Linked DNA regions of Homo sapiens: region 1 is linked to region 2. The links are chromatin loops, found by intact Hi-C in ENCODE. Cell type or tissue: CD14-positive monocyte. All regions are shown on one strand. Each heading gives the region's core, and the rest is flanking DNA. Links, peaks and the distances in the headings are about the cores only.

What was found. Hi-C counts contacts between places; a loop is a spot of excess contacts. Peaks named below come from ENCODE experiments on the same cell type or tissue, not always from the same donor. Only the 100,000 strongest peaks of a DNase experiment are listed, where the experiment ranks them.
Region 1: it touches region 2 in a loop (3-fold over the local background); 1 of 110 quality-filtered maps calls a loop at or near these places.

Annotation. Positions count from the first base shown.
Region 1 is chr22:45,306,742-45,312,753 of GRCh38, reverse strand. FAM118A (family with sequence similarity 118 member A) reads right to left here and starts at 2,820. Exons shown (of 9, transcript NM_017911.4): 1 at 2,571-2,820. RefSeq lists an enhancer at 950-1,758 and a silencer at 2,475-3,154. In CD14-positive monocyte, for the core only: no CTCF peak of the experiment used is centred there; DNase peaks (open chromatin) are centred at 3,043, 3,403 and 3,813; H3K4me3 peaks cover 2,961 bases; H3K27ac peaks cover 1,975 bases.
Region 2 is chr22:45,224,345-45,230,356 of GRCh38, reverse strand. All of the region lies in intron 1 of KIAA0930, which reads left to right. Among named protein-coding and RNA genes, the nearest start is that of KIAA0930, 14 kb to the left of the region's middle. RefSeq lists a cis regulatory region at 4,224 and enhancers at 4,152-4,296, 3,945-4,937, 4,938-5,932. In CD14-positive monocyte, for the core only: no CTCF peak of the experiment used is centred there; DNase peaks (open chromatin) are centred at 1,836, 2,536, 3,586, 4,146 and 1 weaker place; H3K4me3 peaks cover 3,014 bases; H3K27ac peaks cover 5,000 bases.

The DNA.
Region 1 (6,012 bases), core at 498-5,497, 82 kb before region 2:
GTGTCCTTTGCGATATCTTTCATAACAAACCAGTAAACCTGAGTGTTTCCCTGAGTTCTGTGAGCTGTTCCATAGCAATTTTGAGACAGTCTTGCTCTGTCTCCCAGGCTGGAATGCAGTGTCAAAATCTCAGCTCATTGCAACCTCAGCCTTCCGGGTTCAAGGGATTCTCGTGCCTCAGCCTCCTGAGTAGCTGAGATTACAGGTGCACACCACCATGCCCAGCTAATTTTTTGTATTTTTAGTAGAGATGGGGTTCTGCTATGTTGGCCAGGCTGGTCTCGAACTGCCGACCTCAGATGATCTACCCTCCTCGGCCTACCAAAGTGCTAGGATTACAGGCGTGAGCCACCGCGACTGGCAAATTAATCAAACCTAAGGAAGGGTCATGGGAACCCCAACTTGAAGCTGATCGATCAGAAGTTCCAGAGGCTCAGGCTTGTGACTGGTGTCCGAAGGGGTGGAGGGCAGTCTTGGGGGACTGAGCCCTCAACTTGCGAGATTTGATGCTATCTCCAGGTAGTATCAGAACTGAATTGGAAGATACCCAGTTGGTGTCTCTTGCACAAATGACTGCCCGCTTGGTGGCAGGGAGAAACCTCTCCTCACATTTGGTCACAGAAGACATCTCTGTTGATTGTCGTTGAGTGAGATAATAGAAAAAGCACGATGGGTGGTTTTTCCACACACAGGTTCTCTTCAGGACCCCTAGCCCAGCATGGTCCTGGCCCACCTCTGAGACTCAGCCTCTCCCCACCCTGCCCCACTGCGTCCTGTGTGGTCATTAGACTATGGTGAAGCACACACACACAGTCACCATGAAGCACTAAGGCGACCACAGACCCTACGGTAATAGGACAAAAACCTCACTTAAAGTTCAGACCCCAGGCTCAGACAGGAAAGAGCGGGAACCAGTCTTCTGGGCCTGGGCTTTCAGAAGCTTAGCCCCGTTCCAGAAAGCCACAGTCCCCCACTACCACCGCCTTGGTCCAGGTCACCCCCATCTCTCATAGGGTCTTGCTTCCTCCAAAAAAGTCTCCCCACCACAGCCACATGGATGGTTCAAAAACACACCAACTCCCGCCCCTCTCCTCCCAAAGCCCTTCAATGGCCACCCACTCCCTTTAAGTACCAAACCCTCCACTCAGCTTAAACTGGGCATGCTTTGGTCCTGACTGGCTCTCAGAATCACACCCTCTTTCTTGTCACTCCCACCTCAAACCCAGTACTCTGCAAAAGTCCCAGCTTCTCCCATACCAGGTCTCTAGCGAGACACTTCCCTCACTTCTCCCCCTGACCACCTCCCACCTTCCTTCAGCTCAGCTGGATCATTTCTCAGGACAATGGCAGGTGCAGTCGTTCAAGAAAGGGCCAAGGGCACGGTGGGCCTCCGGGAGCAAAGCTGGGTTCTCCGCAGTTAGCATTCACTCCCACGCCACCTTCATTAGGTGTGCTCCAGCCACACCTCCCGCCTTCCAACACTGTGTGCCGTGGCAGCCTCTCTGCCTTTTGACATACTGGCTGTCCCCTGAAACTCTGCCTGGAATGACCCTGGCAAACTTCTCCTCTAGCTCAACCTTCAAGAATCAGCTCACCTGCTGCTTAGCATCTCCTCCCCACGACTCCTAAGACGCCCTCCTTAACACCCACCCCTTCCCAGAATCCCATGCCCACCCAGATGGGTTCCCTGCCAGCGACGACACAGCTTCCTCCAGATAAAAACGACCTACTTGTCTTATGCCCCAGGTCCCTAGGCCCTGACAGCAGGGACCGTCTCATCTCTATTTCCAGTGTCAATTCCTGGAGCCTATCAGGCATTCAAAAACAAAATGTTAGTTCCTTGAATGAAAAAATTAAGGAGGAGACAACCTAAAAGCGTCCCCATGTGCCCTAACTCGCTCCCTCCCCGGTTCGGCCGCCCTCGGCCACCTCAGGTCTCCTGCTCTATAGACTGTCCTGTGGGGCCACCTGAGTCTCAGCAGAACATTAAAACTTAAACCCGGCCCTGCACCTGCAGGCGCGGGGACCACAGCTTAGGAGGTGGTCGTCGGGCGCGCTGTTACCGTCTTAAGTTATCACCAGACCTGGGAACACTTCCACCCACGCCCCGCAGGTCCAGGGACCTCAAGTTGGAGAAACCTAGCCCTGAGATCAGGTCGGAGAGGGAGCCTCAGGGTGGGCGGCACGGGGACCCGGGGTCTCGCGGGGCTAAGGACACTGGGAACCACGGCTCCCCACAGGAAGATGCCCCGGGCCTGGGGGCTTCTGAGGAGGTTGCTGGAAGCAAGTCCCAAGGGAACCTCGAGAGTTTCCGGAACCAACAGTTCTCAGGGCCCACTAGCGGCCGGGGTCCTCAGGGGGTCTCGGAGTCCAGAGAAAATCTTGGAGTTTCGGGGTTCGCGGGCCTGGAGGGGCAGGGCGGATCCTGAGGGGGTCTCGGGGGCAGGGGCTCCAGGGGAAGAGCTGAGAGGGAGTCCTGGGGTGGCCCCGGGGCCGGGGCGGATCCTGAGGATCTCGGGGTCCCCAGGGGCTCCGGATGCAGGGACCGCGGGCCCGCCCCGCCCCCTCACCTGCGGCGCCTCCGAGACGCTGGTCCCAGCTCGCGCTGCCACCTCTTCGCCTCCGCAGCCGGCTACGCCTCCGGGGTCTCTCGGCGGCCGCGCACCCCTGACGCTGGGCGGGGCAAGGGGATGGTTCTCGGGGAGGGGACTGCGCAGGCACGCGGGCTAGAAGCGAGAGCGAGAGCCGGAGTCGGAGCCAGAGCGGACGCCACGCCGCCTCCAGGCGCCCCTCCGCGTTAGCCGGCAGCGGCGCCGCCGCAAACCCTTCCCCCGCGCGCCCGCCCCAGCCGCGTGAACGTTCCGTCCCGAAACCAACGGCCCCGCGGTCCCCGGAGGCCCCGCCCCGGGGAAGGGCGAAGCCAGGACGCGCGCCCCGCCCCGCCCCGCCGCCAGATCCTCTGGCACCGCCCACCTCGGTGACCACGGTCCCGCCCACCGGGGAGGCCACGCCCCCGGGGTCTCCAGCGCAGGCGCGGTCGGATGTGCGGGGGAGGGCTTGCGCTGGGGAGCGCTTGGGCCTAGAGTCCGCGTCCTAGCCCTACCTGGCCCGGCGAGCCGCGCGTCCCGTTTCCTCATTTGCAGAAAGGGGGCGGGAGCACTTTGCAGGGACGTGGCGAGCATCAAGTGCGATCGGAAGCGCTCCTTTGCAACTGCATCCTGCACCACACTTAGGCACAGCTTCTGTCCCCAACCCAGACCTGAGGCTGGTCTCCGTCCCCCAGCAGACTCCTGCCCGCTTAAATTGGCCAGTCACCAGCCCTACCTTCTTTCTTTTTCAGAGTACTTGTCACTCTCCGAAATTAGGTACGCTTGTGACTGGCTCCCACTTCCCCTGAGAGCCGGTACCTTGTCCGTCTTGTCCACTGGGGGTTCCCAGAAGCCAGCACGGCGCTGGGCACACCATGGCCGCCCACATGTTTGTGCGTGCGTGAGTGTCTTCCCCGCGCTCTTCCCTCATCAAGAAATACTCTTCCCCGAGGCTGAGAATTTCTCCTAAAAATACAAGAAATACTCTTCCCCAGCTTAGGTTCGATCCGGCGAGGCCCCCTGACTCCTCGCGCATCCCTGTCGCAGGTGCCGCGTCCGTAAAGGGTGTGATCCTAGCACCTACCTTGTGGGTATTGCGAGGACTGAGATTGTGCGTGGGTGGGCTGGGCACGGGCCCCCTAGCGATCTTATTACTCCTCCTTTGTCTGCCACTGAAGTCTTTTACCTAAACAAGACCCAATCCACTTCCTCTTCCCAGCCTGCCCTGCCCAACCTGGAGTCATTTATTACTTCCTGTCTCCTTGGCACCTTTTTTTCCTGCCTGATTTTAAAGTTGGCTGTTAATATCTCCCCCTACCCTAGCCCACCAGAAAGCTCTCATTTTGTGACAGAAGGTAGTGTTGTGTTAGCGGCCTGTGAAATTTTAGGGGGGGCCAGAGCCCAGAAAACAGTGGGAGCAGTGACTCTGGGATGAAGAGGGCAGCCCCTGGGTGCTCTGTATGTGGGGTCAGGCACTCCCTGAGCACTTTGCATGCGTTCCTTCATGGTGTTCTTGGAACAACCCTATGAGGAAGGCGTCTTCATTGTTATTCCAGTTTAACAAGGGGAAGCTCAGGCCCAAGAGGTTGTGTAGTTCCATGCCTCAGCCCACACATGTAACCACCACTGCATACAGCTCCCCAACCCCTGGAGGTGCGACTTAAATGCAAAAAAAGGCCGGTGGCTCACGCCTGTAATCTCAGCACTTTGGGAGGCTGAGGCAGGTGGATCACCTGAAGTCAGCAGTTCCAGACCAGCCTGGGCAACCTGGCAAAACCTCATCTCTACTGAAAATACAAAAATTAGCCGGGCGTGGTGGCGGACACCTGTAATCCCAGCTACTCGGGAGGCTGAGGCAGGAGAATCACTTGAACCCGGGTGGCAGAGGCAGCAGTGAGCTGAGATCATGCCACTTCACTCCAGCCCGGGCAACAGAGCGAGACTCTGTCTCAAAAAAAATTTTTTTTAATGCAAAAGATATATAATTCAGTTCATGAACACCTGCTCCTGTACTGGGTGCTGAAGCCCGAGACCTGTGGGAGATGTGGCCCCTTCCCTCATGGAGCTCCCAGGCCCCAGCAAGGATTTTGATTAACAGGACCTTATGGGCTGGGTGCTGCCGAGGTCAGTCAGACCCAAGACTCTGCGCAGGGCATCCTCTGAGGGGTGGTGGGACCAAAGCAATCGTAACCTCCAGCCACATTCAGCACCATCTGAGATAGGCTGGGAGCCTCAGCCCCTCCACCCAAAAACTCAGCCAGTCAGCCTTACAAGAGCAAGGACAGCAGGAAGGATGCCTCAGGAACAAGGGCTCCCCTTTTCCCCACATCTGAGAGAAACACAGCTTTTTCTCAGGTTGTGGAAAATTACTGAGAGACACTGCCCCCTGGGCACCTTGACCATTCTGAGTAGATAAGGGGGCAGATATGGCAGGTTGGCAAGAGGTCAGCGTGGTGCTGATGTGTGGGTGTGACACATCACTGGGCACTGTGGGGTGTCCGTGTCTGTCCCAGCCTCCACGCAGCCGACGTGAGCACAGCTCACACTAATGAAGATGTATGTGCACAGCAAGCCTTGTCGTCAGGAGCCCAGCGACCAGACCTAGTCCATATCTTTCCTTTTTAAAAGTTTTCAAATTAAAATATATTTTTTAAATTTTTAATTATTTTTCATGGAGACAGAGTCTCACCATGTCTCCACCAGTCCAGGCTGGTCTTGAACTCCTGGGCTCAAGTGATCCTCCCACCTCAGCCTCCCAAAGTGCTGGGATTACAGGCATGAGCCACCGCATCCAGCCCAGACTCAATCTATTTGTGTATTGAGGGTATCTTGAGGGGCGTTGGTGCATTTGGAATGTACATACCTGTGTGTGGGCATATACACTACTGTGAATTGAGCACCTACTGTGTGTCAGGCGCTATTCTAAGCTCTTCATAGGCATACCTTTCCTCACTGTCGCTGCCACCCTGCGTGGTAGGTGTTATTAATCTCCTTTAACAGACCAAAAAACAGGCTCAGAGGCGTTAGAGCAACTAGTCCGAGCTGGTAAGTGGGCATCTGCTTGGAATTGCTGCCAGGGTCTGTCTGGCTGCAGAAGGAGCTTTGTTTTGCACTGTCAGAAAAGAGAGAGCCAACAGATTCACAGGCAGGGTCCCTGGTGGGATGCTCTAAAGAATGGACAGAAAGGACACCAGAGACCACATAACAGTCCTCCCATCCTGGAGAGGAAGTTGTTGCTTTATTCTCTGGACAAACCCACATCATAACACATATATGCCCTGCACCGGTGTACAAGAACACACCCCACAGAGATAACACGCACCATGCAATATACACCCTCACACTGTGTGTGTCATTACACATACATGCTGTAAACACACTCATGGTAAAGGAGCTAATCAAGCCTTTTAGAGCCTCCCCACAT
Region 2 (6,012 bases), core at 587-5,586:
TCGTATTTTGGGGTAACGTGGCCTGAACCCTATCACCAACTGCCCTGGGACATCTGCTCCCACCTGTATGTGTCTCGGGTGCCTCCAGCTCAGCCTGACCAAGACGTGACTCGCTGCCCGCCCTGTGTCTGCTCTCCCCTGCACTCCTCAGCCGCAGGCCAAGAGTCAGCCCTCCCTTGCCCCTCAGCCAGCTGTGGCTGAGGTCCAGGCTGTGCCTGGGCTGTCTCCTCTCCCCACCTGCATTGTCCCATATGTCCCCATGTGGCTGTTCCTGTCACTGTCACCCAGGCTGGAGTGCAGTGGCATAATCTCGGCTCACTGCGCCCTCCGCCCCCTGGGTTCGAGTGATTCTCCTGCCTCAGCCTCCTGAGTAGCTGAGATTACAGGTGCCTGCCACCATGCCTGGCTCATTTTTTTGTATTTTTCGTAGAGACAGGGTTTTGCCATGTTGGCCAGGCTGGTCTTGAACTCCTGACCTCAGGTGATCCACCCGCCTTGGCCTCCCAAAGTGTTGAGATTACAGGCATGAGCCACTGCACCTGGCCCACGTTCACACCTTTAAGAACCTCTTGATGTCTGCCAGGCATATAGTCCAAGACCCTTGGTGACCTGCCCCAGCTGACCCCCTGAGCCCCAGCCGTAAGACTTGTTGGAGGGGGTTTCCCGAGGTCCCCTCCACACTTGGCCTGGAATCACCCTCCTCAACCCGTTGTTGGCGGAGAGGGGGGCCCTTGGCTCTAGGGCCCTTCTGTGGCCTCTTCCTGACCCGTTGGTGGAATCAGCCACTGCTACCCTTGTTCTTGGTGCCACCTGTCAATTCCTGCCCCTGTGCTGTGACACTGCGTAGTCCCTCGTGTGTGGCTCCTGTCCCTCTCCCACCTGAGCTCCCCTCCACGGCTCTGACTTTTCATCCCTCGCACCAGCTCAGAGACGGATGCCTGGGCGCAGGCCCCTGGGAGTGACAGGAGGAGCTGCCTAGGCGCGCGTTTGGTGATGGGGGAGTGGAGAGGGATCTTTCCGGTGAGTGGTGGTGGGGATGTGGAGAGGGATCTTTCAGGTGAGTGGTGATGGCGGGGGTGGAGAGGGATCTCTCAAGTGAGTGGTGGTTGGGGGGTGGAGAGGGATCTTTCGGGTGAGTGTTTGGTGGTGGGGGGGATGGGGAGGGATCTTTCGGGTGACTGGTGGTGCCGGGGGTGGAGAGGGATCTCTCAGGTGAGTGTTTGGTGGTTGGGGGGTGGAGAGGGATCTCTCGGGTGAGTGTTTGGTGGTTGGGGGGTGGAGAGGGATCTTTCGGGTGAGTGTTTGGTGGTGGGGGGGTGGAGAGGGATCTTTCGGGTGAGTGTTTGGTGGTGTGGGGGTGGAGAGGGATCTTTTGGGTGAGTGGTGATGGCGGGGGTGGAGAGGGATCTCTCAGGTGAGTGGTTGGGGGGTGGAGAGGGATCTTTCGGGTGAGTGGTTGGGGGGATGGGGAGGGATCTTTCGGGTGAGTGGTGGTTGGGGGGTGAAGAGGGATCTTTCGGGTGAGTGGTGATGGCGGGGGTGGAGAGGGATCTCTCAGGTGAGTGTTTGGTGGTTGGGGGGGATGGGGAGGGATCTTTCGGGTGAGTGGTGGTAGGGGGGTGGAGAGGGATCTTTCGGGTGAGTGTTTGGTGGTTGGGGGGGTGGAGAGGGATCTTTCCGGTGAAGAGGTGATCATTTGTTGGGGAACTGGCCCTTGAGCGAGGTATTGCCCACACAGGGCCCTGCCTGAGCAGAGGCGGCAGGAAAAGGGCAATGAAGGTTCACACTGTAATTTGCTGAGCCGCTTCTGGGAAGTCACTGTAGGCCTCTGGGCTCTGTTCCCCTTTGCAGAGTAGTACTGCTTGCTGCTCTATCTCTGCCTGAGGAAGGAGCGAGGGTCAGACCTAGAGCCTCAGAGCGTGTCATGGAGGCTGCTGTGACAGGTGGCAGCGCTGTGCCTCAGTTTCCTTTTATGAATTAGGGAGAAGAAGGTTGGCCTGGTCACTGCTCACAGCCAAGGTTCTGGGACACATTTCACTGGTCCACACTCTTAACCACTTGAAACCAAGCCACTTGTAAAAAGCACTGTGGGTAGGCAGGACCAGCTGCTCAGGGAGGTTGATGCTGTGTGTGCTGGGGATCGGGGACATCAGAAGTGAAGGAAGCAAGACAAGCGAGAAGAATCACACCCCACTCTGGCCCCACAAAATAGAAATCGAACCCTCTCATCCCACAACCCTGTGAACTGTGACTTCACACTTTGGGTCCTAGATTTCCTGCCCCAAACCCCCAGCTCTATCTGCAGGTCCCTCCTGCCAGCCCACGGATTGTCTGCATTGGCCGGTGCTGACCTGGGCCATCCCTGAGACCATGCCTACCAGGGGTGTAGGGGTCTAGGATTCCAGGTTTCTCCTGATCCAGGGAGGAGGGAGCTGCCCCCGCACACAGTGGGAGCTCGTTAGCTGCTGCTCAGCTCCCGGGAGCCCTCTCCCTGCAGCAAACCCCGATGGATCCGCCCCAGCCGGAGCTGCTTCTGCTTTAGGGTACAGGGATGAGGTCATCTCTATCAGAGGCTGCGACAAGAAGAAGGCTCTGCGTCCAGGATCCTTCCCTGAAGTTCAGTGGGGCCCGTTCTCTCCCGGGGACAGTTGGAGCCAGAACCACTGCAGTCCCCTTTACGGAGGGGACTTCATTTCCTCCAGTATTGTATTGGCAGCGTTTCATTCCAGTGACAGCCCGGTGACGTGAGGGGTGTTGTCCCTGTTGGCAGAGGGAGACAGTGGGACTTAGGCTAAGGCACTTGTGCAGGGTCCCATAGCAGCAGGGGATGTTGGACCTAATTGTCCTGGATTCGAGGCTGGCGCTTCCCTTCTCATGCTCAAACATATCCCTTTCTCCAGAGAAGGATGTTCGATGCCCTTTTTTTCCTGGGTGGGCCTGTCCTGGCATAGTGTACGAGGCAGAGCCCAGCCCCCTGGTTTTCACAATGCAGTGGGTCTCAGAAGTCAGAGTAGAGGAGGGCTAGGAATGAGGGTTGGTGTGGGAGTGGGCATTTCCAAGGACGTTGCCTGCGGAGAGCATGAGATCGAGCAGGGGACTGAGACCCCTGGGAAGGCAGAGCCGCAGAAGGGCCCAGAAGGTGCTTTGCATCCTTGTCCTGTGTGGTGTGTCGTTGCCTTGCACCTAGTACATGTGGGCCTGCACACTGAGCACCTGCCGTGGGCCGGGTGCTGGGCACAAGGGTGGGTGGCATTGGCGGATGGGTCCAGCTGTGTGCCTGGCTCCTGGCTCAGGGCCCGGGCAGGGAGTGGAGGAGTGAGGGAGCAGCTGAAGCACATGGCCTGAGTTCCTCTGCCAGGGTTTGGCATCTCTGCAGATATCGTGAGCTGGGGGCGTGGGTGGGCCTCAAGGTTCAAGGGTTCTGTGACTTCCTCGTGCCATAGAGCATGCTGGCATGGAGGCGGGAGGAGGTGGAATGATGACTGGGCAGTGGCTGGGTGGCCTCAAGCCCAGGCAGTGGAGGAAAGGGCGGGGAAGCTGGCAGTGCTGGCTCTTGGCTGAGATGGGGCACCTTTGCGTGAGTGTCAGGAGAAGCTTGAGAAATTACTCAGGAAGTGGTCGGTCGGTCGGTCAGCTGGTCATGTAGGAGGCCATTTTCTGTGTCTGAGCAGAGCAGTGAGTTAGGATCTTGGATAAGGCCCCTGTGAGGATGATCTCACAGAAAACAGGAATTTGAATATGGAACCACTGTTTCAGCTTGATGATTGTGCTTAGGAGATATTGAAACTGTCTGGAAACAGCTGTGGGGTCGGGGCGGGCAGCAGGTGCGGTGGTCACAGGAGGTAGGGGGCTTTGTGGGAATTGTTGCTTAGAGGAGGATAAAGGATGCTTTATGGGAGCCCCAATCCAGCAGGAGCCTCCCCCGCCATGCAAGGCACCTTGAGGTCAGGGTTTGTTCCCCTTTGTCCCCTAGGACCTCATGCAGCGCCTGGGGCAGAGCAGGCCCACAGAACTGGATACGAAGCCCAACCCCACGAGCTTGCCAGGTGCCCGGACTTGAAGGTCTCGGTTTCCTTAACTGTAAAATGGCTGTTAGGTGGTCACACATGTGGCCTGGGGATTGTGAAAGCACTTCGAGGATTTCACAGCGTTGTGCAAGTCTAAGACAGGCCCATGAATAAAGTTCTGCCTGCCAGCAGCTGAGGGTGAGTGGAGAGGCTGCCGCGTGCTCTCTGAACGCACCGAGGACAGGGCTCGGCACGTCCTGTGTTTCTTGTCGTTCACTGGCTCTCTGTGGTGGATACTGCCCTGCGCTGGGCCCCGGACGCCCTGCCAGCAAAGGGCCTTTTCTGGGTGGGGAGGGGCCAGTGTGACAAGCCTGCAGTGTGGAGCCAGGAGCGTGGCTTTGCAGGCAGGTGGGGCTTTGGCCTGGCCCTGACAGGCCTGACTGCAGACCAGGCGCTCGGGCCTTGAGCCCCAAGTTCCTCATCAGATCAATGAAGGGAATTATTCTTACCTCTCAGGATCTTTGTGAAGATCAAGTGAGGCAATGCCGTCAGGTGCACGTGGGCACGGGCAGCACTCGGGATGTCTTGCAGGGCCCCAGCTGGGTCAGGGAAGGCCGGTGCTGGGGTGGGGTGGTAAGGAAGGCACCCCGAGGGGGTGACTGCAAAGGTGGAGGTGGCCCCTGAGCTGACCTGCACAGGCCAAGTTGGAATGGGCGCCGTGCTTGTGCCCTGTGCCCTGTGGTGTGGTCGAGACCTGGTGAGAGGGAGCAAGGCTCTCCAGGGGGATGCAGGGCGTTTGGTCAGAGAAGAAGGGCCGAGGCTGGCTGGAACATCGGGGACCACATGGCAGATGCGGGGGCTGCCTGGAGAGCCTGGCTTGCCTGGTAAGGGAGCCTGGACTTCTTCCAAAGGAAGATGTGAAACCAGGCAGGGGTTTTAGGCACGCAACGTGGAGACCCCACGCTTCCCTTTGGTCAGAGGAGAGGGCATGGCACTGCTCACGTGGGGACTCAATGGTCCAGCTCCCCTCCCCCAAGTGCCTCGTCAGAGCAGCCAGGGGCCTCCCTGGACAGTGCCTTTGTTTTCTGTGCCCCGAGGGAGGGAGGCCCTCAGCTGGAGAGGCTCTGGGAGAGGCTCTGCGAGGCACGAGTGGATGAAAGGCCTATTGAGGGGCCACAGAAGCCCATTCAGCCAGCCCTGGCTGCCTGGGTGCGGAGGCTTACAGAGGGCCAAGGGCCGCCTGGACTCTCCCCAAAGAGTCCAGTTGACCCCCACCTTTGGACCATGACCAGGGCCAAGTGGAGTCTATTGCTGAGCCCGGTGTTCTCTGGAGAGGACCCTCTCAAGGCCCTTGACCCAGACAGTCCCGGGACAGGCACCCAGCATCTGCAGGCCACCCCACGGCAGACGCCTTCTCAGCCCCCTCCCCACCAAACACTTCAGGGGTCCCCAGCCCTCTGGGGATAACACAGAACCCCTGACCCAGGGAAGAGGGCCCGGCCCCTCCAGCTCTTCTTCCCACTCTACTTCCTCAGCCTCAGGGCTGATCCACCATCCTGGCCTCACTCATCTTCCCCCAAGGGGAGCGTTGAATGCCGTCCACCTTTGCCTGCTTGATTCCTAGTTTTCCTTGAGTCTCCAGCTGACTGGCATTCCCTGTCCAGCCACCACCTTCTACTGGTGCCTGCCACAGCTACCATCTCACTTCTGTCTGTGTTACTTAAAATTCATCCTGCTTCCACTGAAGCTGGGGATGGCGGGGGCAGCAGGGACCGCATGAGACCAAACTAACTGATGTGAGGACGAGTGGGTTCAAACACCAGCTTCCAACCGCGGGAGCCGGGCAGTCTCCCTCCTGCCATGTCCTCGTTTGTAAAATAAACTGCTTCAGTTGTTGTGAGATCAAGAGCGTCAGGCCTCAGTGTTGAGCACCACGCCTGGCACACAGGCAGCCCTGGGTGTATTTGTAAACATGCCGCAGAGTATTTGTAAAACAGGACGAAGT